Linked DNA regions of Homo sapiens: region 2 is linked to region 1. Evidence: chromatin loops called from intact Hi-C (ENCODE). Cell type or tissue: sigmoid colon. All regions are shown on one strand. Links, peaks and the distances in the headings refer to the core of each region. The heading gives the core; the rest is flanking DNA.

Region 1 (10,715 bases), core at 3,266-8,265:
CAGTCCCAAGATGGAACTTCTAAATTGTAACTTACAGGGCGGGTGTAATTACAGTAATTGGGACAGTGAATAATTCTCAGCATAGCTGATCGATGTTCCCATGCTCTCAAAAATCAGGATAGAGTGATGTAGTAGAACCCAGATATGAATCCTAGCTATTTTTTCACAATGAATGTTCATGACCTAGTGGGAGTCTTCATTTCTCTGTTAGAGTAAGTGATGAGTGATTATGGCCACAGGGACATCCCCTCACCCCAAAACAAAACTTACAGTCACATTCAAGCCAGATTACAGAATGCTGAGATTGTATTGTACTACCACTTCTTTCTTCTTGAAAGCAGGGATTGGATTCAGTAGAGGAAAACCGATGTGAATGATGTGGCAATTTCCAATTTGTTGGTGGTGTTTTCCTACTGCCATTCGCCCAGGCAAAGTTGTAGAAAGGAAGTTGTTTGGCCAGACAGGAGATTGTCAATAGCAGCCTCTCGAGGCGGTAGCTGGGAGCTCACTTCACTGATTCCCTTCACAAGAGAGATTTGGAAACACAGGTTATGAGCTGAGTCACTGGGCAAATTAACTGCCCCAAATGTGATAATTAAAATGTATGTCCATGAGCCACCTTGGTAATGATCAAGTGATCAAGTTCTCCCCTTAAGCAACTGTGCGCATTGTTGCCTTTCCTGGTAACAGATGATCGCATTAAGAGCTTGCATGCTGCAGCTCAGAGGGAATTGGTGTTACCCCAGTGTCCTATGTGTATCTTCCCTGCAGCTGATTTTCTGTGGCTCATTGAGCAACGAGTCCAGGTGGCAGCTGTGGATTTTGACATCCCAGAATTTTACAGGGCAAGGGCATTCTCAACATGTAGTGATGCACATCCCGTTAGGAAGTGGCTATTCATGAAACTGACAGGGTAAAGCCCTAATTAGAAAGACCAGCAGGGCTCTCTGTACCCCAGGATGCTTCAACAGAGCTGTCACTGTCTCCCCTCAGGCAGGATCATTGGGCTGAAACACTGAGCAAAAAACATTTTGTTCAATGTTCAACAAAAATAACTCCCATCATTAGCAACATGACAAGTGAAAGGACCTGCATGTCAAAAGAAAAGGATTTATGCGTCGTTGTAAATAATGAGTGATTCTAAAAACTTTAAGCTGCTGGGGAAGCAGCTTTCAGCTTCTGGAAGGTGCTGTTGGAAACCCATAGAGTCAAATGGGTATGCTTCTCTGGTTTTCAGCAGATGGAAGCTTAATTTGAGGTTTTGGGAACACTTTAGTCATGGTAAGAAGTGGGGGACACCTGAATTTGAATCATGGATTATCTCAATATTTTGCAGGACTTATTTCTTTGAGGTCGATTTTCTTGGTCTTTAAAATGGAGGGTTGTAAGTGACTATCTTCTTTGTTTAGGTATATAATGTAGTCTTGTTTATTCAGATTCTGAACTCTTTAGAAAAAAAACAAAGAATTCCCACATACCAAATTGCAGTCTAAGCACACTTACGCAAACAACATTTATTCCTTATGATTAAAAAGAAATGTAGCCAGAGGGTATGGCAGTTTCTTAAGTTGTTATGAAAAGCAAGAATCCTTATCTTAATTTCTTTTCAATCAATAACAATTTCTAATTCACAAGGAAAAGGAAAGCGAAATAGAAACTGTCTTCCTTTGAAGGAAGCTGTGATGTAATGATTTGCTGGGCAACTTACATAGTTTAATTAAGCACTCTGATTAAATCAATATGTATCCAACAGTTCAGCCTGGCAATCAGCTTAATCTCATTAACTGTTGTTCAGACCCCAATAATTGATTAATAATACATTATCATTTATGAATTATTGACTTCAAGTTATTATAATTGTCCTGCTTTGTTCATAGCACCTGCTGCCACATGTTAATTATGAAATGCTCAAGCACTTTCTTGGAATAACTTTAGAGATAAAGCTGATGGGGTTTTTAATGAACCAAGATTATCTTTAGTTCAGAGCTGGTCAGAAGAGCTAGGCTTTTTCAACCCTGTATTGTTCATTAAGTGGGAGCAGGCATTTAGCATTTTTAGAGCTGAGGCTCAAATAATTAGAGACAGGGTTGGAAGGCACCCACACACAAGTTAGATGATGAGCCCTACTAAATGAGATGGGTGATATCAGAATCATAAACGCCTAGATCCTTACTGCCACAGGATTCTGCTTATTGAGGCTATCTGAATATATATTAAATAGGTATCATTCCTGCTCTCCCTCCTGGTGCTTATAGTCTATCTTTGAGGTTTGGATATGCCCAAGGGTATTTTAGGAGAAGGAACTGACCTCTCCTGGGTATAGGTGGGATGGGTAGGAGCTATTCATGGAAATGGCCTCCCACTCTGAGAGAGGCCTTTGGCCAAACAAGAGGAGTTACCACACCTAAACCAGGATAGCCTGTTGCATGCTACTTCATTTGCCTAGTTCTGTTTAGTTATTTTTTCTGGCTAGTAAGATCTTCCTTTAGAGTGCCAGCCTGGTCTATGCTGGGGGAGTCAAGACAGGAGCTGGGAATGAATTCACATTAAAAAAGGGCATGGTGTCCCCATGGCCAGCCTGGTTTTGGCAGCACAGTGAATTCTTGCTTGATATCCAAAAGAAGGATGAAATTTAAGGAGCAGGAACCAACTGGAGAAATTCTATGGCCCCTTCCTCTATGGTGGGTCTCTTTGCACAGACATTTCTGTAGGACCTGGGCTTAATTTTATTGAAGACACCCTGGGAGGCATCATTATCACCACCTCTGGTTCTTAGCCCAAGAGGAACCCTTCACTCAGGAATGAATTGGAGCTCCCGCTTGTAACAGTGACTGGCTTTCCTGAGACATTGCTTCCCCAGTAGGAAGTCCCTTTAATCCTGAGCACCTCACTCAGAAACCAGCCGTGTAGGAAGTGAGATTTAATCTTCAAGCTCCATCTTTTCTCGTTGTGAATTCCATAAAAAGCCATGTTTTCAAGGGCATGTTTTCCAGGAAATAAGGCATTTTGATAGAGTTGTAAAACATGGGCTTGTCATCAGACTTGGATTGGAAATCTCGATTTTCTGAATTTTGGAAAGTGGCTTAAACTGTCTAAGCTTCGGGTTCCTTATCTGTAAATAGGGATAATATTCCCACCTTCCTAAGGTTGTGGTGAGGATTAATGAGGTAAGGTATGTTTTCCTAACACAGCGTAAAGAGAGGGTGCTTGTTAAATACTCATACCCATAATCTTTCACTCCATCCTCCTTGTTCATTGCAAGCTGAAATGTAATTGCCCATTTTATACAATGCCATTTTAATACCCAGGGTAACCCGAAAGCCTTTCTAATGGTGAAACTCAAATGGATAGGCAAGCTACTGAAATGTAATGTCAAGAGTTATAGCTCAGGTGTAGGTATTGGAGTCACTCTTATCTGCACTCACATTTGGGCTTTCTCTCAGAGTAGCTAGGTAGACTTCTAAAGGTATTGACTGTTGGGCAACCTAGTTAAGCCTCAGTTTCATCATCTGTAAAATGAAATACCTGTAGTATTTTCACATATGACTATGGTAAAGCTTAAAAAATTCGTGGGGCCGGGCGCAGTGGCTCACACTGGTAATCCCAGCACTTTGGAGGCCAAGGCAGGCGGATCACGAGGTTAGGAGTTGGAGACCAGCCTGACCAACATGGTGAAACCCCGTCTCTACTAATAATACAAAAAAAAACTAGCCGAGTGAGGTGGTGCGCGCCTGTAGTCCCAGCTACTTGGGAGGCTGAGGCAGAAGAATTACTTGAACCCGAGAGGCAGAGGTTGCAGTGAGCTGAGATCACACCACCGCACTCCAGCCTGGGTGACAGAGTGAGACTTTTTCTCAAAAAAAAAAAAAAAAAAGTATATGTAAAACACAGTGCTAGGCACACAGTAGATGCTCAATAAAATATTAGTCCTCTACCTTCCTTTTATTTCACACGGGAATACTATAGCTAGCATTTAACTCCAAAGTGGCACTGGTCAAAGGGAAGGATATAGCCTTTCCCATCTGTAGTTTCAGAAAATACCAGAGGGGAGGAAATAGCAAGCATTACAAAACATCCTGCTTCAGCCTAAAGCTCTCAGGAAAAAACCTTATCTATATTTAGTACAACAAGTTAGAGACAGCTTTCAGCAAAGACTAAAGCACTATCTCATTCATTTTATTCAAATGAATCCAAATGTATCTAATTTTTGCTTTGGCAAATGAATTTCCTTCTATCCCTCACCTATTTCTTTATTCCTAGCTTGTCTACTAAAGATAGACCCATGAAGGATGCCTAACAGGGTCCCATGACAGTAGTGTAAAAGGTTTAGAGGAAGTTACAGGGGAGAAGTGTCCTATCTTAATGACTGAAACTCTGTTTCCGAGTTGAAATAAATCCCAACTCATCTTGGAGTGAAAGGCTCTTCCAGAGGCCCCAAATGATTCCTTAGAACTTTGAGCTGTGCTTGATTCATTTTTTCTTGTATTCCTCCTCTTTCTCTCCTACACGGCTTATACTAAAGAACCACACCCACTCATGCCGTGGGTGGACAGGAACAAGCCATCAAACGCAGGAGTGAACGGAGTGGGTTTGGAAGCCTGACGGCCCTGGCTCTCATGCCTGCTCTACCCCTCGGTAATTTGAACATCTGTCTCCTCCTCTGAGAAACCCAGAGGTCAGTCATTGTGGAGGTGACCCCACTTCAGAGGATTCAGCAATCAGTGGGTCCCTTGACTTTCTGCAGGCCACCGAAATAATGCTCTTCCTGTCTGACTAGATTTTATCTGTGAGGTGGAGGAGCAAATTCATGGTAAGGGAAAAATGGGTCAGAGGGTCTGAAGATGACAAGACCACATTTTCCATCTTACCCTAACTGTTGTCTTCCTCAGCTGTGCTGATAGCACTCGTCTGAGCTCTGCTGTGTGAATCTCCAGTGATTTGGCCAAGTCACTGTGTGTCCTCCTTTCTGATCTCAGTTGAGCACTCGGTCTTGATCCTTGACTTCCTGTTTTTCCCTCAGAGCAGGAGACTGAATCCTGCCAGGCTGAGGCAGTCCTGTGAGAAGCAGTGCTCTTGTGTAGGATGATTGTGGAAGCTTGAACTGGGACTTTCAGGGCTATGAGCCGTCCTGTGAACAAACAGAAGACTTCAGTTTCCATGGCCGCCAGTCTAGCATTATCCCCTCTTGCCATATTCCTTCACAGCATTTATAAACATGCAATTTGGTATTTCCTGCCTCTCATCTGTTTCCGGCTTCTTCCTCTCCATCCTTTCTTCCAAAGGGATTTGCATAAAGGCAGTCTATCAATACTGTTCTTAAAGGAAGTGTCCACAAAACACTTTGAATCAACCTAGTTTCTAGCTCATCTGTTTCCATAGCAACCAATCATGATGTCACAAACAGAGGGGGATGACTTGAGGTGGGAATTAGGTGGCAAGAGAGCAGATGGGCTTTTGTAAAGAAAGAAAAGGAAAACAATATCCTATCCGCACAGAGATTTCCTTGGTAATAAAGAGCAAGGGAGAGATAAATAAAGAAGCAATGAGAGAAAGGAAGAATCCTTTCCAAACAGCACTGGAGAAATTAGGAGTGAAAATTAGCAACACTTGCGAGCAATGTTTGTTTCCTTTCAGGCAGTATGAATGATGAATCGGCACCACTCCCTTGGGGTGATGAACACCATGCACAATGAGGAAATAAAACTTTGAGAGGCGAAAGAATTTGCCAGGGCTGTGAAGCAAGTCACAGACTAGCTTTGGGAGGAGGATTGAGTCGATATTAATGATGAAATAGAGCAGGGATTGACAAACTTTTTCTGTAAAGGGCCAGATAGTAAATATTTTAGACTTTTTGTGCCAGAAGATCTCTTTTTCAACTACTGAGCTCTGACTTTGTCACACAAAAGCAGACATAGACAATAAATAAACAAATGGGTATAGTTGTGTTCCAATAAAGATTTATTTATAAAATAGGAATGGGCCAGATGTGGCCCATGAAATTCTTGAAGTGGAAGACTATAGAATATAAGTTTCATATTTAAATGGAAAGGTCCTTGATAGTTGTATGGACACCAGATGCACTCCTGAGACTTCTGGACCAAGTATTATAGTGTCATGAGTAAAAAGAATAGGTGGGTACTGAGTCCAAGCTTCTTCATTTATTCAACAAACTTGATTGTGAATCTGCTTCATGAAATATTCTGGGCATTGGGAATACAGCAGTGCATGAATGTCTGTCATCAAAAGTTTTATGTCCTAATTAGCTGGACAGCTTGGGCAAACCATTTACCCAAAGTCAGCCCCAGCTTTCTCTTGTGGGGATGTAATTTTTTAAAATCATGAGTCATATTACATATACAAAACAATTTATGTAGAACATAAACATAAAATAAATACCTATTTGCCCACTATCCATGTTAACATAAAGTAGAACATTGCCACTAGTGTGTCTCTCCCAGGTCTCATTATCCTTCTCTTCTCTTCAGAATATTTTGTTATTTTCTTTTCTGTCTGTTTTTTGATTTAATCATATAAATATTTCATAAAAAAAACTTAATTTTGCCTCTGATGTTTTAAATTATTTGAGCCATAATGTAGTACTATCCTTTGACATATATCTTTTACTCAATGTTTTTTTTTTTCCCATTCATCCACACAGACGTGTGTAGCTATTAATAAAGCCTGGGTCCAAAGACCACTAGAGCCAGATGTGTAGTCAAACAATGTTAGAGTTATTAACTGGCTGCAGCAATAGAGAATAGAGAATCACTGAGCCTTTCAAAGGGGAGTTATGGGAGGGTATTTATAAGATTTGAAGGGTAGAGTTGATCATAGATTTTTTTTTTTTTTTTTTTTTTTTTGGCAGGGATTGGTCAGGATTTGTAAGCCAGAGAGTTGCTGGAATTGTCAATGGGTTTATCTTTAGAATGCATGAATCCATGTAAAGGTCTGTTTGTGGTTTTCTGTTAGGATATATGGATCTGAATGAAGTGTTATTATTATATGGTCTGTGATGTACATTGTAGCTGAGTTGGCCATAGTTTATTTTTCTTGTGAGTCTGGGTGAATTTTATATATGTTGATTAAATGATCAGTTTTCCCCGTACAGTCTTGCTACCAGCAAGGACATTAAAACAAACAACAAAGAAACAATTTAACTTTACCACTATAGTTTTTCTTCATTGCTATATAATATTCCATTATATGAACAGACTGACATTTACTTATCCAATCTACTTTTGATAACATCCGAGTTGTTCCTGAATATTTGCTGTTACAAGGGATGCTGCTATGATGTGGTTCAAAGTCTCTCCTAACCGAGTATATACTTAGAAGGGAATCATAGTATCTAGGAGCAGGCAGATGTTTAACTTTACTAGGGAATACTGCACTGGTTTCTGAAGTCATTACACAGAGTTAACTTCCTGCCAGTTGTGAATGAGAGTTGCTCTACATCCTGGCTAACTTTCTGATTTTTGCCAGTCCAATGAGTATGTGATGGTATCTCATTGTAGTTTTAATTGGCATTTTTTTGATAATAAATAAGGTTGAACATTTTCTCAAATATTTCTTTAGCCCTTTGGATTTCCTCTTTTGTGATGTTTCTGTTCATCCTCTCCTCCCTCCCCCCACATTTTGCTATTGGTTTGTCTTTCTCTCACATTATATATGGAATCCTTCTGGCCACTGAGGTGTAATACCAATTCTGACGTAAATCATGTTTTTATAGACGTGGGTCTGTTTCTGTTATTTTAGTTCTGATTTGTGTTTTATTTGCCCATCTCTGCACTCATATGTTACTAGCTTTATGTCACTTTAAATAAATTCTGATACCTCGTGGGGAAGTCTTGTAGTCTTGTACTTTGTTTTGCCTCTTTGGTAGTTTTTTTTTTTTTTTTTTTTTTTTTTTTTTTTTTTTGAGATGGACTCTTTGTCACCCAGGCTGAATGCAATGGCACGATCTTGGTTCACTGCCACCTTCGCCTCCTGGGTTCAAGTGATTCTCCTGCCTCAGCCTCCCGAGTAGCTGGGATTACAGGCACCCGCCACCACATCTGGCTAATTTTTGTGTTTTTAGTAGAGACAGGGTTTCACCACATTGGTCAGGCTGGTCTCAAACTCCTGACCTCAGGTGATCCGCCTGCCTTGGCCTCCCAAAGTGCTGGGATTGCAGGCATGAGCCACTGCACCCGGCCTCTTTGGTAGTATTTTAACTATTCTTGGCCTCTTTCACTTCTAAATAAATTTTGGTATCAGCTTGTCTACTTTTAAAACAAAAATATAAAATGTCTATTGAGATTTTTCATTGAGATTTTATTGAAATGATATTCCTATCGGGAAAAAAGGACATTCCTATGATATCTAATGCTCCTCTCCAAGGTTTTGAGAACATGTTATTTCACCATTAAGTAAGATTCTACAATTGGTTTCATAAAATTTTATTTTTTTTTTGTATAAAGAGCTTGCTTTCACATCATATTTTTATTGGATAATTTATATACTTGTGGCTATTACAAATAATATATTCTTTAATAATTTCTTTTAAAAATGATTCCTACTGGTATAGAAAAATGTGATGGATTTTTCTATATTTGTTTTGTATTTTAAAATGATATACTTTTAAAATTTAAATAATTTTTGCAAAACTTTAGAATTTTTTATGCCGATATATCATTTGAAACTGACAAGTTTTTTTTTCCCCTTTGCTTCTGTTATATTCTTTATTTTCTCTTTTTTATGATTCAGAACAATGCTTATTATATGCGGTGATAGTGAGTATTTTTGTATTGTTTCTGATCTTCAAAGAAATGCTCTTAACGTCTTACTATTAAGTATGACATTTACTGAAGGTGTGTGTGTGCGTGTGTGTGTGTGTGTGTGTGTATTCATTTATGAGGTTAAGGATGTGTCTTTCTATTCCCCACTTGCTATAAGATTTTTAACATGAATGGATGTTGAATTTTATTACATGCTTCTTCCCACATCTATTATAATTATCAGATAGTTTTTCTCCTTTAATCTGCTATTGAGATAATCACATGAATTGATTTTATAGTGTTAAACTGTGCATGCAGTTCTGGAATAAATCCATTTGTCATCATATATTATCTTTTTTATACATTGCTTGATTAAATTTGCTTTTACTTTGTTTAGGATTTGCATATATATTCAAGGTGGTGAGAGGCTTGTAATTTTCTTTCTTTTGTGTCTTTGTCTCCTTTTGGTATCAAGGTTGTGCTTATCCCTTAAAATTAAGTGACATAATACTCTTTTATTTTTAAATTCTCTGAAGAGTGTGTGTAACATTAATAACATTAGAATGAGCTCTTCCTTGTATGTTTGGGAGAATTTGCCTCTATAGTTCTGGTGCTTTCTTGTGAGAACTTTTTAACCTGTTAATTAAAATTCATGATTGATTAAATAATATTTTCTGGTTTTCTTATTTATTTTTGAAACAAGTTTGACAAGTTGTCCTTATTTTTTCTGTAATGTTTCTATTTAATCTGACTTTTAACCTTGACTGTAAGCTGTTCAAGTTCTTCCGCTTGTGTAATTATGTCCTTATTTTCTTTCTTAATGTTGTTTATTCATACCTTATTCTTTTCTGATATAAAAATTTCAGAGAGGCCGGGTGCAGTGGCTTATGCCTGTAATCCCAGCACTTTGGGAGGCTGAGGCAGGTGGATCACCAGAGGTCAGGGGTTCGAGACCAGGCTGACCGACATGGCAAAAACCCGTCTATATTAAAAATACAAAAAAAAAAAAATTAGTTGAGCATGGTGGCGGATGCCTGTAATCCCAGATACTTGGGAGGCTGAGTCAGGAGAATTGCTTGAACTTAGGAGGTGAAGCCTGCAGTTAGCTAAAAGTGCACCACTGCACTCCAGCCTGGGCAATGAAGTGAGACTCTGTCTCAAAAAAAAAAAATAGAATTTATTTTCCTTTAAATGCCACTTTATCTCTATACCACTGGCTTTTCTATGTGATATTTTCATTTTCTGTCAGTACTAATTTTTTTTATTGTTACTTTTTTTAACCCATGAATTATTCAATACTTTCTTTAAAATTTTCAAATATGTGAAGTTTTTCAAGTATGTTCTGGTTATCTATTTAATGTTGATTGTAAATTAATTTTATTGTAAGCAGAGAATGTTATCTGCCTGTTACCCATCCTTTGATAATTGTTAAGGCTATCTTTATGGCTTAGTGTATAGCTAATTTTTGTAACTATCTCGTGTGCATGAAAGGAATGTGTACTTTCCAGCTATTGGGTGCATTGTTCTGTATAGCCGATTTAGGTGAAACATGTTTGTCTGTGCTATTTGAATCTTATATATCTTTATTAACTTCTTTTTTTGACTGCTTAATCTGTCTGTTTGAGAGAATTGTGTTAAATCTTCCACTACAACAAGAGATTTGATATTTTTTTCTTGTTAACAGTTTTTCTTTACCTATTTTGAGACTATGATGTTAGGTGCGTATAAATTTAGAATTATTATACTGTATTTTTCTAATTAATTGTAACATTGATCATTATGTAGTGATTTTCTTTACCTTAAATGCCTTAAAGGGCACTTTGATATTAATATTTATGCTTTAAATTTTGAGGGGACCAATACATGAAATTTGAGGGGACCTGGTAAATCTATTTCCAATTAGATTATGTCTTTGGAGGTTTATTTTTAATGTCGGTTTTTTCAGCTAGTTTTTATTTG
Region 2 (10,715 bases), core at 3,519-8,518, 71 kb before region 1:
GGTGTGAACTTCAGCATGCGTAAAGAGGAGTGTTTCATTGTATGTATGGGAGTGTTTCAGAGAGGCAGCAATGTAGGACTGGTGGCCATTTTGGGGTGAGAAGTCAACTACATGCCATGGGGATTGAAGAAAATGGTTATAAATTTTACTTATTTTGAAATTTTTCCTTTGGCTCTGCTCATTGGTGAAGGGTATGTGAAATTTGGATGCCATCTTTGTAGGGAAAGGAATGATCATTTATTGAGCACATACTTTATGTCAGGTGCTGAGTTATGTTTTCAGTTCTTATAATGGACTTGTAAGAATGTTTCAATTATTTTTATCTTTTTTATATTGCTTTAATATTTACAGATGATGGAAATTCAGTTCAGAACGCTAAGTGTCCTTCTTAGTCCATTTTGTGTTTCTATTACAAAATCCCTGAGACTAGGTAACTGATAAAGAATTTTTTTTTCTCACAGTTCTGGAGGCTGGGAAGTCCAAGATCAAGGGTGTGGCATCTGGTGAGGGCCTTCTTGCTGCATACTCACATAGCAGAAGGTGAAAGGGCAAGCTAGCAGGACACTGTGTGAAGCCTCTTTTAAAAGGTCCTTAATCTCATTCACAAGAGAAGAGCCTTCCTGGCCTAATCATGTCTTCAAGGCCCCACCTCTTAATACTATCACATTGACAACACCTGAACTTTGGAGGGGACATGTTCAAACTGTAACATTGAGTAACTTAACCAAGGTTACACAGCTAGTAAACACTAGAGCCAAAAGTAAAATGAGTAACTAGGGGCCCCTGAAGCTTCTGTTCTTCTTGTTGTTATGATTTGGCTGTGTCTCTACTGAAATCTCATCTTGAATTGTAGCTCTCACAGTTCCCACGTGTCATGGGAGGGACCCAGTGGGAGGTAGTTGAATCATGAGAGTGGGTCTTTCCCATGCTGTTCTTATGATAGTTAATAAGTCTCATGAGATCTGATGGTTTTATAAAGGAGAATTCCCCTGCACAAGCTCTCTCTTGCCTGCCACCATGTAAAATGTCCCTTGTTCTTCTGCCATGATTGTGAGGCCTCCCCAGCCTCACAATTCACAGTGGAACTGTGAATCAATTAAACCTCTTTCCTTTATAAATTACCCAGTCTCAGGTATGTCTTTATTAGCAGCATGAGAACAGACTAATACATTTGTCCGTAGCAATAGAGAGCCATTGGAATAAAAAAAAAATAGATGATGCTGATCATGATGATGATAGTTACCACAGGCAACAGATATTGTACCTATTATGTACCAGGCATCGAGCCATCTACTTTATATGTATTATCTCATTTAATTCTCTCAACAGTCTCACAAAGGAGAGATGATTACTATTGGTTTTATTTTGGATAAAGACTGAGTGATAGAGCTGTAAAGTAACATGCTCAAAGTCGCACAGCTAGAAAGTGGTGGAGCTTCTGGCTATATGCAAGGATTTCAGAAAGGCAGTGACAGAAAGTTGAAGGGTCTGCCCACAGATTAGGACATGCAAGGCAGGGAGGGGTACATGAGTTTAGAAGTCTACACTCATCTGCATGTCTCATTTCTGGAGCTGTGGCTGTTAAAGCTTCCAATACGTTACTTTGCTGCAGGCTCCTACATTTTCTCTGCTTAAGGTCATCACTGCTCCCAAAAAGGATAAGGCAGTCCCCAAATATGGGAAATAAAGAGCAGTGATAACAACTTCCTTTAGTTTTGCCAAGTAAGAGGAGCAGTGGGCTGCTTGCAGGTAAAATTATTCAGGACACCAACCACTTTTCCCCGCCAGCCTGTCATGTGGCCCCACATTGCCCAGGAGAAATTCAATTTTTTGAGTCTTGAAGGTTTCTAGGCTTTCCTGTTTAGACCACAAACATCTTTATAAAGATGGTTGGGATCTCCAGTGCCTTCACGAGCTAGGCAGGTAATTCACTTCTGAAGGAGCTGGGGTTAGACAAAAAAATGAGTTGATTACTATGTCAACCTGTGGACTGCTTGCCCTTCTCACTTGCCTTGACAACACTGTGTGGCTAATAGTCTGTAGGTTACCAGTTTGTAACATCAAAAGGATACATTTTTTTTTCCTCCTGATTGTCAAAGTTTGTTGTAGAACGCGTAAGGATTAAAACTACAGAAAACTCTAAATAAGCAAATAGAATCATCAGTTGATCCTCAACTCATTAAGTATTCTTGTTACCTTGGCATATTCCCTTCCAGTTTTTAAGTGTAAAAATCTGCATCAATGGGATCTGCACTAAAGAGGCACATGTGAACCTCAGTTAAGAAATACTTGGGGTTAAAATAAGGATATCACTAGGTCCCGTTTCAGACTGAGAATTAGCTACAAGTCAGGCCCTTGGAGGATAGAACCTGGAGAGATAAGCAGAAATAGTAGAATATAGAAGGGTGAATGGGAGGTGAGGACAGAGATAAATCTCCTGTTGTTCATGGATTTGCCAAAGGAAAACTGGCCAAAAAAATACCTTCAGCATGAGGCTGGCAGCAAGGGCCTGATGGAGCTAGGGGGTGCCAGGAAGCAGGGTCAATGCTTTTAGGGTGGGGTAGAGGAGAGGGTGAGGTGTTAATACGAAAGACCCTCAGAACTCTCTGTCCATTCCATCCCCATCCTCCAACCAGTTTAAAAGATACTAATGTAGGCCGGGCATGGTGGGTCACGCCTGTAATTCCAGCACTTGGGGAGGCCAAGGTGAGTGGATCACTTGAGGTCAGGAGTTCGAGCCCAGCCTGGCCAACATGGTGAAACCCCGTCTCTACTAAAAATACAAAAAAATTAGCAAAATTAGCCGGGTGTAGTGGCGTGCACCTGGAATCCCAGTTATGCGGGAGGCTGAGGCAGGAGAGTCACTTGAACTTGGGAGGCAGAGATTACAGTGAGCCGAGATCATGCCACTGCACTCCAGCCTGGGCAACAGGGTGAGACTCTGTCTTAAAATAAATAGATAAGTAGATAGATAGATAGATAGATAAATAAGTAAATAAATAAATAAATAAATAAATATATATATAAGTAAATAGACACTAATCTATTTAGAAACTTAAAAAAAATTAAGCAACATAAAAATTTTGTTTCAAGGAAAATCTTAGGAAAACGCTGTTTATGTAAACAGACTATAGCAGAGCTGGTCTCTTCCAAAGAGGGGGACTTGAAGCCCTCTCACATCTCTCAACTCTAAGTCCACCCAGAGCAGTATTCAAAAATGCACCTCATCTCTGCTCTGTTTGCCCTGGCCCTGCAAAGCAGCGCCTTCCTCTCAGATCTTCCAGAACTCCTCTAAGTTGCTGATCCCAGTGACCCTCATTTCATTCTTTGCTCTTCTCCACATTTGCTCTTTCTCAGTTTGATGAATCTCCTCTTGTCGCATTTTAGATACGTATTGACTTTTGCACAACTTCCCAAGCCATTCTCAGAGAAAGATTGACGGGTGTAGGGTCGCGGGGGAAGGAGGTTTAGCTATTTTAAATGTTAGTAAACATGAGAGTTTGCTGGGGATTAACAGGAAATCATGAATAAAATCATTGGGATTTGATAAGGGATTTTTCTCCCAGAAAATTAAAGATTTTTTTTCATTATCTTTCTCCCCCCACCAAAAAAGACATGGATGAAGGTCACTGGGATAACCCATTATCAATCTAATACTCTTAAAACAGAAAAAAGACAAAAGTCCTTAAGCTTATGCTGCCCACGGGGCCCCTGTGAACTGTTGTTCTGGCATCTTTTTAGCAGGTGATACTGTCCTTTAATACCTCCCACTTAATTCTCAATTTTCTTTTAAACATCAGATATTGAATAGGCTGCAAACTCCTTCAGGCAATAAATAACTCTCATGCTGTATGGCCAAGATCTGCCAGGAAGTGAAATATTTTTGATACAAAAGAACAATTCATTAAAGGAGGTAATGAAGGCAATTCAAACCCTCCACAAATGTATCACCAGGTGAATAAAGCTCGTCACTCTCTGTTTAGGGTCATGTTGTAAAGAGAAAAAAACAAACAAACAAACACCAACTGCACAAATGGGCCAAAAAATCAGTGGGGCTTAGTCAAGCCTGACAATTTAGAATTTGACAAACAAGCAGAAAAAAAGAGAGTTTTATTAATATTATGAAAAAAATCCCCTCTGGAATAAAGCATTACATTTCCATGTTATTGTTTGCACTCATATGCACTCACATGGTCTTAGGGAGAAATCTGACTTTGAGATGAAATTTTGCTTATCTGATTATACCTCATGGGCTCTCCCTCACACACACTCAGCCAGAAGCACATACTGTCTCATACGCCAGTGTGAATGGTTTCGATGATGGAGAGATGCGGTAGTGAGAGAACGGAGCTACAAAATTTGGGCATTCTGACTGAGAGTCAGCAGGTTAGAGCCCTGCAATGTACCTAGTCCCTAGGAGCCAAGAGGGCCAGGCATCTACTGGGTAGATCTGAACCGGTACATGCTTGTCCACCAACCCTGTAGCCCAAGGAGCTTAACCTGAAAAGTAGTGTATATTAACTGTTGAGAGAGGTATCTTGGACTGTTCTTCTTCCTCTGTTTTAAGTCCGTAAAATACGGTTTTATGGGCGGTCCCAAACAGGAATATTGAACTAACACAGAGAAGTCAAGGAGTTGAAAAGGTCCCTATTAGATATGAGAAAGCTCCATACTAAATCCCTGCTGGGTGGGCTTCCGAACTTTACCTGAACATTTTCAGAGCCCTGTTGCTCACTACCACGTAGAGTCTATCCTCTTGTTGAACATCCTTAACTGTGAGGAATTCCTTTCCTGAATTCAGCCTAGTGTATTTTAATTTCTTTCTTTCTTTCTTTGTTTTTTTTTCTTTTGAGCTAGGGTCTCACTCTGTTGCTCAGGACTATAGCTCACTGCAGCCTCGAACTCCTGGGCTCAAGTGATTCTCCTGCCTCAGTCTCCCTAGTAACTGGAGCCACAGGTGCAAGCCACCACATTTGGCTTATTTTTATTTTTTGTGGAGATGGGGTTTTACTATGTTACTCAGGCTTGTCTCCAAACTCCTGGCCTCAAGCCGTCCTCCTGCCTCAGGCCCCCACAGTGCTGGCATTACAGGTGTGAGCCACCACGCCCGGCCTGTGATTTCTTTCTAACTTGATCTTGGGGTCTCTTTCAAGAGTGGCTGTAAGCCACTGATAGGGGGTAAAGTTAGTTGGGGTGTGTGGAGGAGGCAGCACAGCAAAACCCGTGAAGTAACAGAAGTGTTTCTGTCGTTACAGAGCCAGGAGAATAAGCGGAGTTGCTGGGGAGCCTGGAGGTGGCAGGGAGCTCTAACAGTGTCTGGGGAGAGAGAGGTCTTGTTGTGGGACTGGGCCTTTTTTAAGGTTCATGGCGTTATCTGTCAGGCTTTCCTGCAGGGGTTATGGACTGGGCAGTTTAAAGAAAACGCACATGAAGAGCAGGTCCTATTCACATGACTCTGGTGTTGTCCATTGGGTTTTACTGTGGTCAGCAGATGTGGGAAATGTTGGGTTTTGGGTTAGTGGGATGAGGAACAAGCAGGCCATGTGGCAAACAACCACGTGGGAAGGGCAAGTTTTCTCTAGGTCAGAGGCAACAGGGTATGACTGGGTTTCAAGCAACTTAAGTCATGCCTAAAAAATGGATGTGGAGGTTACAACTATATGAAACAAATTTATGAGTCTTGATTATATATAAATTAGCTTCCATTCTCTTTAGAAAGGACAGCCAACATATCTCTTAGACATGGCAGCCTTACAGGTACTATATCTCATTCAGCATCTTCTCCTTCCCCACCTAACCTGATAGTCAGCTCAACCCAAATGACAACCTCCGGGTCCACTGAAGTTCAGATAGGAGGAATGGAAATCTGGTGGAAATCTCTCTCTGTGTCTGTCTCTCCTCCCACACTATTATTATTATGTTTCTTTTTTTTCTGAGAATAAGGTACAGACTTTCATATACTCTAATTATGAATTTCCTAAAAACAAAAGTATTCTCTTACATAACCCCAGTTTATCAAAATCTGAAAATAAACATTGATACAAAACTGTTAGTATAACTATTAGATCTACAGATCTTATTCAAATTTGACCAGATGCCCAATAATGCCTTTTATAGCAAAAGAAAAAATTGTTTGCTGGCCCAAGATTTAAACTATAATTACTTATTATGCTGACTTGTCATGTCTTTTTATTTCCCTTTAGCCTCATGTTTTGTTCTGCTTTGTTTTGCCTTTCATGACCTTGACATTTTCAAGGAGTGGAGTGTAGGTCAGGTATTTTGTAGCATGTCCTTCATTTTGGCTTTGCTGATTTTCTTCATGATCCAACTTGGGTTATGCATTCTTGGCAGGAACACTATAGAAGTGATGCCGATCTTTCTCAGTGTATCATATCGGGTGGCACGTGATGACTGTCCCATTACTGGGGATGTTAACTTTGATCACTTGGTTTAAGGTGACATCTGCCAGTTTTCATACTAAAATGTTATTATTCCCTTGATGATTAATAAGTATCTTGTGGGAAATACACTGGAACATTCTCAAAGAGGTGTGGCTGTGGAGAGCCTGTGACTGACCCTGCCTTTCCCTTTGTTTTCAGAGTCGAACGGCCGCAGAGCAGTGAACCGAGGCTACGTCACCAGCCTGCTCGGGCTGCACCAGGACTGGCACAGCCATGACACAGCCAACGCCTACGTGCAGATCCGACGGGGCTTGCTGCTCTGCCTCAGGCACATTGCTGCCCTCCGGTCCGGCAGGGAGGCCTTCCTGGCAGCACAGGGCATGGAGATCCTCTTCAGCACCACACAGGCAGGCAGCATGGGGATTCACTCTGCAGCTGGAGGCCAGCTGGGTGATTCCTGAAGGCTGTCATTTAGGAATCATCCCAGATAGAGCTGGGAACGCCTCAGTCTATTTCTTGTTGCCTGCTAAGGGCGGATGTTCTGGATTTAAGGCTTCATTCCAGGCCAGGCCCGGTGGTTCACTCCTGTAATCTCAGCACTTTGGGAGGCCGAGGCAGGTGATCACCTGAAGTCAGGAGTTTGAGATCAACCTGACCAACATGGTGAAACCCCGTGTTTATTAAAAATACAAAAATTAGCTGGGTGTGGTGTTGCACACCTATAGTCCCAGTTACTCAGGAGGCTGAGACAGGAGAATTGCTTGAACTCAGGAGGCAGATGTTGCAGTGAGCCGAGATCGCACCACTGAACTCCAGCCTAGGTGACAGAGTGAGACCCTGTCTCAAAACAACAGCAACGGCAACAATAAAATCTTCATTCCATTGGTTCATTCATATATACTTAACATATATTTGTTGAATACACACTACCAGAGGTGCAGTGTATGGCATAGTGTTAAGTGTTGACTCTAGAACTAGAGTACTGGATTCAAATCCTAGCTCTAGGGCCTACAGCTGTGTAACTTTGAAGAAGTCACTCAACTTCTCTGGGCCTTGAGGTTCTTCAAAAAAAAGCAGAAATAACAAAACCTAGGTTGTTGTGTGGACTAAATAAGTTATTGTAGAAATGGCCCGTGCTTAGAAGAGTGCTTGCCATGACTGAACTGCGTTGTGAGGATGAGCCGTTATTGGAATAATTAGCAGTGGAATCTAGTGGTGGATATGACAAACGAGGCCCTTGATCCTATAGGGAAAACCTCCTAGCAGAAGAGTGAGACACTAAGTAAGCAAAGAATCCAATGAGGAAGATAATTTCATATCGCACTGTGAAATCAATGAAGTAAGGGCATAGGTCTACAGGGGCTGCCATAGGTAGAGGGAGCAGGTGTTCTTTTAGAGAGAGAGGTCAAGTCATCTCTGAGCAGATGACACCTGAGCTGAGACCTGAGTTGTTGGAGGAGCTGGTCATGCTGGTCAGGCCAAGTTGCAGAGGAAGAGCATCCCAGGGAAAGGGGATGGTGTCTTCAAGGGTTTCTACTTATCAGCACCCCACTGGAATATGCATTCTAGGGATTCCTGGATTTCAACCTAAATAAATTCCTTAATTTCACCTGATTAGGGCTAATTGAAATCCTATAGTTTGAGGCTACATATGCCCTCCTTATTGGTGATATAAGTGTTCCAGTATCCATCATCTGCTCACCCACCTTCTCCTGGGGCCAAGGCAGCCATGTTGCACACACATTATGTTCCTATTATCTCTGGATTAGGCCACCTCTGGACTCCCTTTATCAGCCTTCTTGCTCTTCTCTGGACACCCTCCAGTTTTTCTCTATCTGAGTACATCTGAGGTAATGAAGCCACCAATGAGAGTGTTGTTTTTCCAACCGTGGTATCTGGAGACATTTCTCATTAAAAAATGGTCTTTTCCCCTGCTAAACAATAACAAAATACAGTGCTGCAAACCAATATCTAACTCCCTATCTGCTATCACCTCTGGGTTTCTTTCCATCATTACAGCTTTCAAAGCTTCTCAGTCATGAAATAGCTATATTTTACCTTCTATTTCTCGACATGAAGCAGGGCTTTGAATTTTTCCAAGCTTCCTCATGCTTTCTAAGCTTGTGGTTGCCCAAGTCTCTAATCCCTCCCAGTCCTTGTGCAATGCCCTCCTGCATTGCCGATGTTTAACAGCCCCCCACTCTGGTCCAGTGCTTTACCGTGTTCCTCTGCCCTCCATGTTATTGGCTATTTCTCTGTTCTGTGCTAAAAAACCAACCAAACAATAAACAAAACAAACAAGAAAAACAAGACCAATAAAGGAAGAAGACAGTAGTCACAGAGGGAAATGTCTACGATAGAAAGGTGGTGGAGAAAACACCAAATGAAGCCCAGCATGAGGTGCTATGAATCTGTGCACAGGTTCTTCAAAACAGTTCCTTATCAGGTCAGTGAAGACTTCAGTTGCTCAATTAAGCACATTAGCAAGAAGCTTCCAGCCTTGAACTACTGTTGGAATGGAAGCAGAATGTGAGTGCACACAGAGTGTGCACTTTATAGTGAGGTTTCTCTAGCTCATGTTATAATCTCTGCAAGTATGATATGGAAAAGCAGTTCAGGAGGGGCCTATGGGATAGTGCTGAGTAAATAGGCCATGACACATCTGTCACCTGGAAGAGTGTATAGAATGTATGGGTGTCAACCTCAAGAGGTTGAATTCCTCACCACCACCACTCGCCCTTGCTTTTAGTCTTTTAAATAGTGTGCTCTTGGCCGGGAGTGGTGGCTCATGCCTGTAATCCCAGCACTTTGGGTGGCTGAGGCAGGCGGATCACCTGAGGTCAGGAGTTCAAGACTAGCCTGGCCAACATGGCAAAACCCCATCTCTACTAAAAATACAAAAAATTAGCCGGGCGTGGTAGCATGTGTCCGTAATCCCAGCTACTCAGGAGGCTGAGACAGAAGAATTGCTTGAACCCAGGAAGTGGAGGTTGCGATGAGTTGAGATCACACCATTGCACTCCAGTCTGGGCAACAGAGTAAGACTCTGTCTCAAAAAAAAAAAAAAAAAAAAAAAAAAAAAAAAAAAAAAAAAAAAAAAAGGTGTGCTCTTCCAGAGAAAATGTTATCAAGTTTATGTGCAAAGTCAGATGTTTGACATTCTCCTGGTTTTTGGAAAATGATCATTGCAGGTGAAAGATAGGCTGTCCTGGCTTAGAAACCAAATGGCTTGTTACTCTTCCCCCCGGCAGTCATAACCAGTGTTGAGTAGCCTCCCAGACCTCAGGTGAGTGCTGTGAGCACAGATGCCCTTGCAGGTGTGCTGGAGTTACAGCTGCCCATCACCCCTCCTCTCCCTTCTGCTAGAGAAGGCATGGGAGTCACTGGATGGCCAACTTAGGGGCCTTGGATTTGGTGATGTTATTTCAGTTGCCATTTGCAAATTATGCTGCTGTTGCTGCTGCTGCTGCTATTGCTACTGCCAGTGATAGTGATGACAATGTTAATGAAGCAGCAGCAGCAGAGGGAGGAGGAGGAAGAGGAAGAGAAGAAGTAGGAGAAGGAGAAGACAGTTACTTTGAACTCTTACTATTAATACATCCCTTGGCTGTCTTAGCAATTTATGCAGACTCTCCAATATTGATAATTTCAAAAGCTTTTGAGGTAGGATCTATTATTATCTCCCTTTTTATAGATGAAGAAACTGAGGCACGTAACTGTTAAGTAATTTTCCCAAGTTCGCAAAGCTCATAAGTGTTGGAGCTAGGATTGGAATCTGGTAGTCTCACCTGAGAGCCCATGCTTTTGCCCACTGTACCAGCAGCTCCCCCAGTTGAGCATGCATCAGAGTCACCTGGAGGGGTCACTGAAGCAGAGCCTGTTGGACATCAATCTCAGAGTTTCTGACTCAGTAGGGCTCTGGTGGGGCCTGAGAATGTGCTTTCCTGACAACTTCCTAAATGACGCTGATACTACTGATTTAGGATCACACTTGGAAAACCAATGTCCTAAATTAATTTTATTGATGTTTGTGATGTGCTGACAAACCTACTGAGAATGAGACTGACTGTAAAGGAACTTTTTTTAAGTCCTTCCCACACCTTTGCCATCATAATATTCTTCTTTGCCTTTCTGCTGAGGCCACTGCTTGCATTGTTTCTCTCTTGGTGACCCTACCTCTCTGTTTCCTGAGTCTCACGTTTCTGCACAGATTCTGTAAACATCCCCTAAAAGTTCAAAGGCTGAGATCATAGTGCAGCAAGGGTGCTGTGTAATGTAGTATAATGGAATCTTATTGGAGCTTTGCATGAGGAA

Evidence for each region. Hi-C counts contacts between places; a loop is a spot of excess contacts. Peaks named below come from ENCODE experiments on the same cell type or tissue, not always from the same donor. Only the 100,000 strongest peaks of a DNase experiment are listed, where the experiment ranks them.
Region 2: it touches region 1 in a loop (11-fold over the local background); 1 of 110 quality-filtered maps calls a loop at or near these places.

The regions. Positions count from the first base shown.
Region 1 is chr15:86,311,862-86,322,576 of GRCh38, forward strand. All of the region lies in intron 17 of AGBL1 (AGBL carboxypeptidase 1), which reads left to right. It overlaps AGBL1-AS1 (AGBL1 antisense RNA 1), which reads right to left and starts at 5,107. Exons shown (of 4, transcript NR_046012.1): 1 at 4,869-5,107; 2 at 271-521. In sigmoid colon, for the core only: no CTCF peak of the experiment used is centred there; a DNase peak (open chromatin) is centred at 5,680.
Region 2 is chr15:86,241,072-86,251,786 of GRCh38, forward strand. AGBL1 (AGBL carboxypeptidase 1) reads left to right here. Exons shown (of 23, transcript NM_001386094.1): 7 at 6,600-6,808. Among named protein-coding and RNA genes, the nearest start is that of AGBL1-AS1, 71 kb to the right of the region's middle. In sigmoid colon, for the core only: no CTCF peak of the experiment used is centred there; no DNase peak of the experiment used is centred there.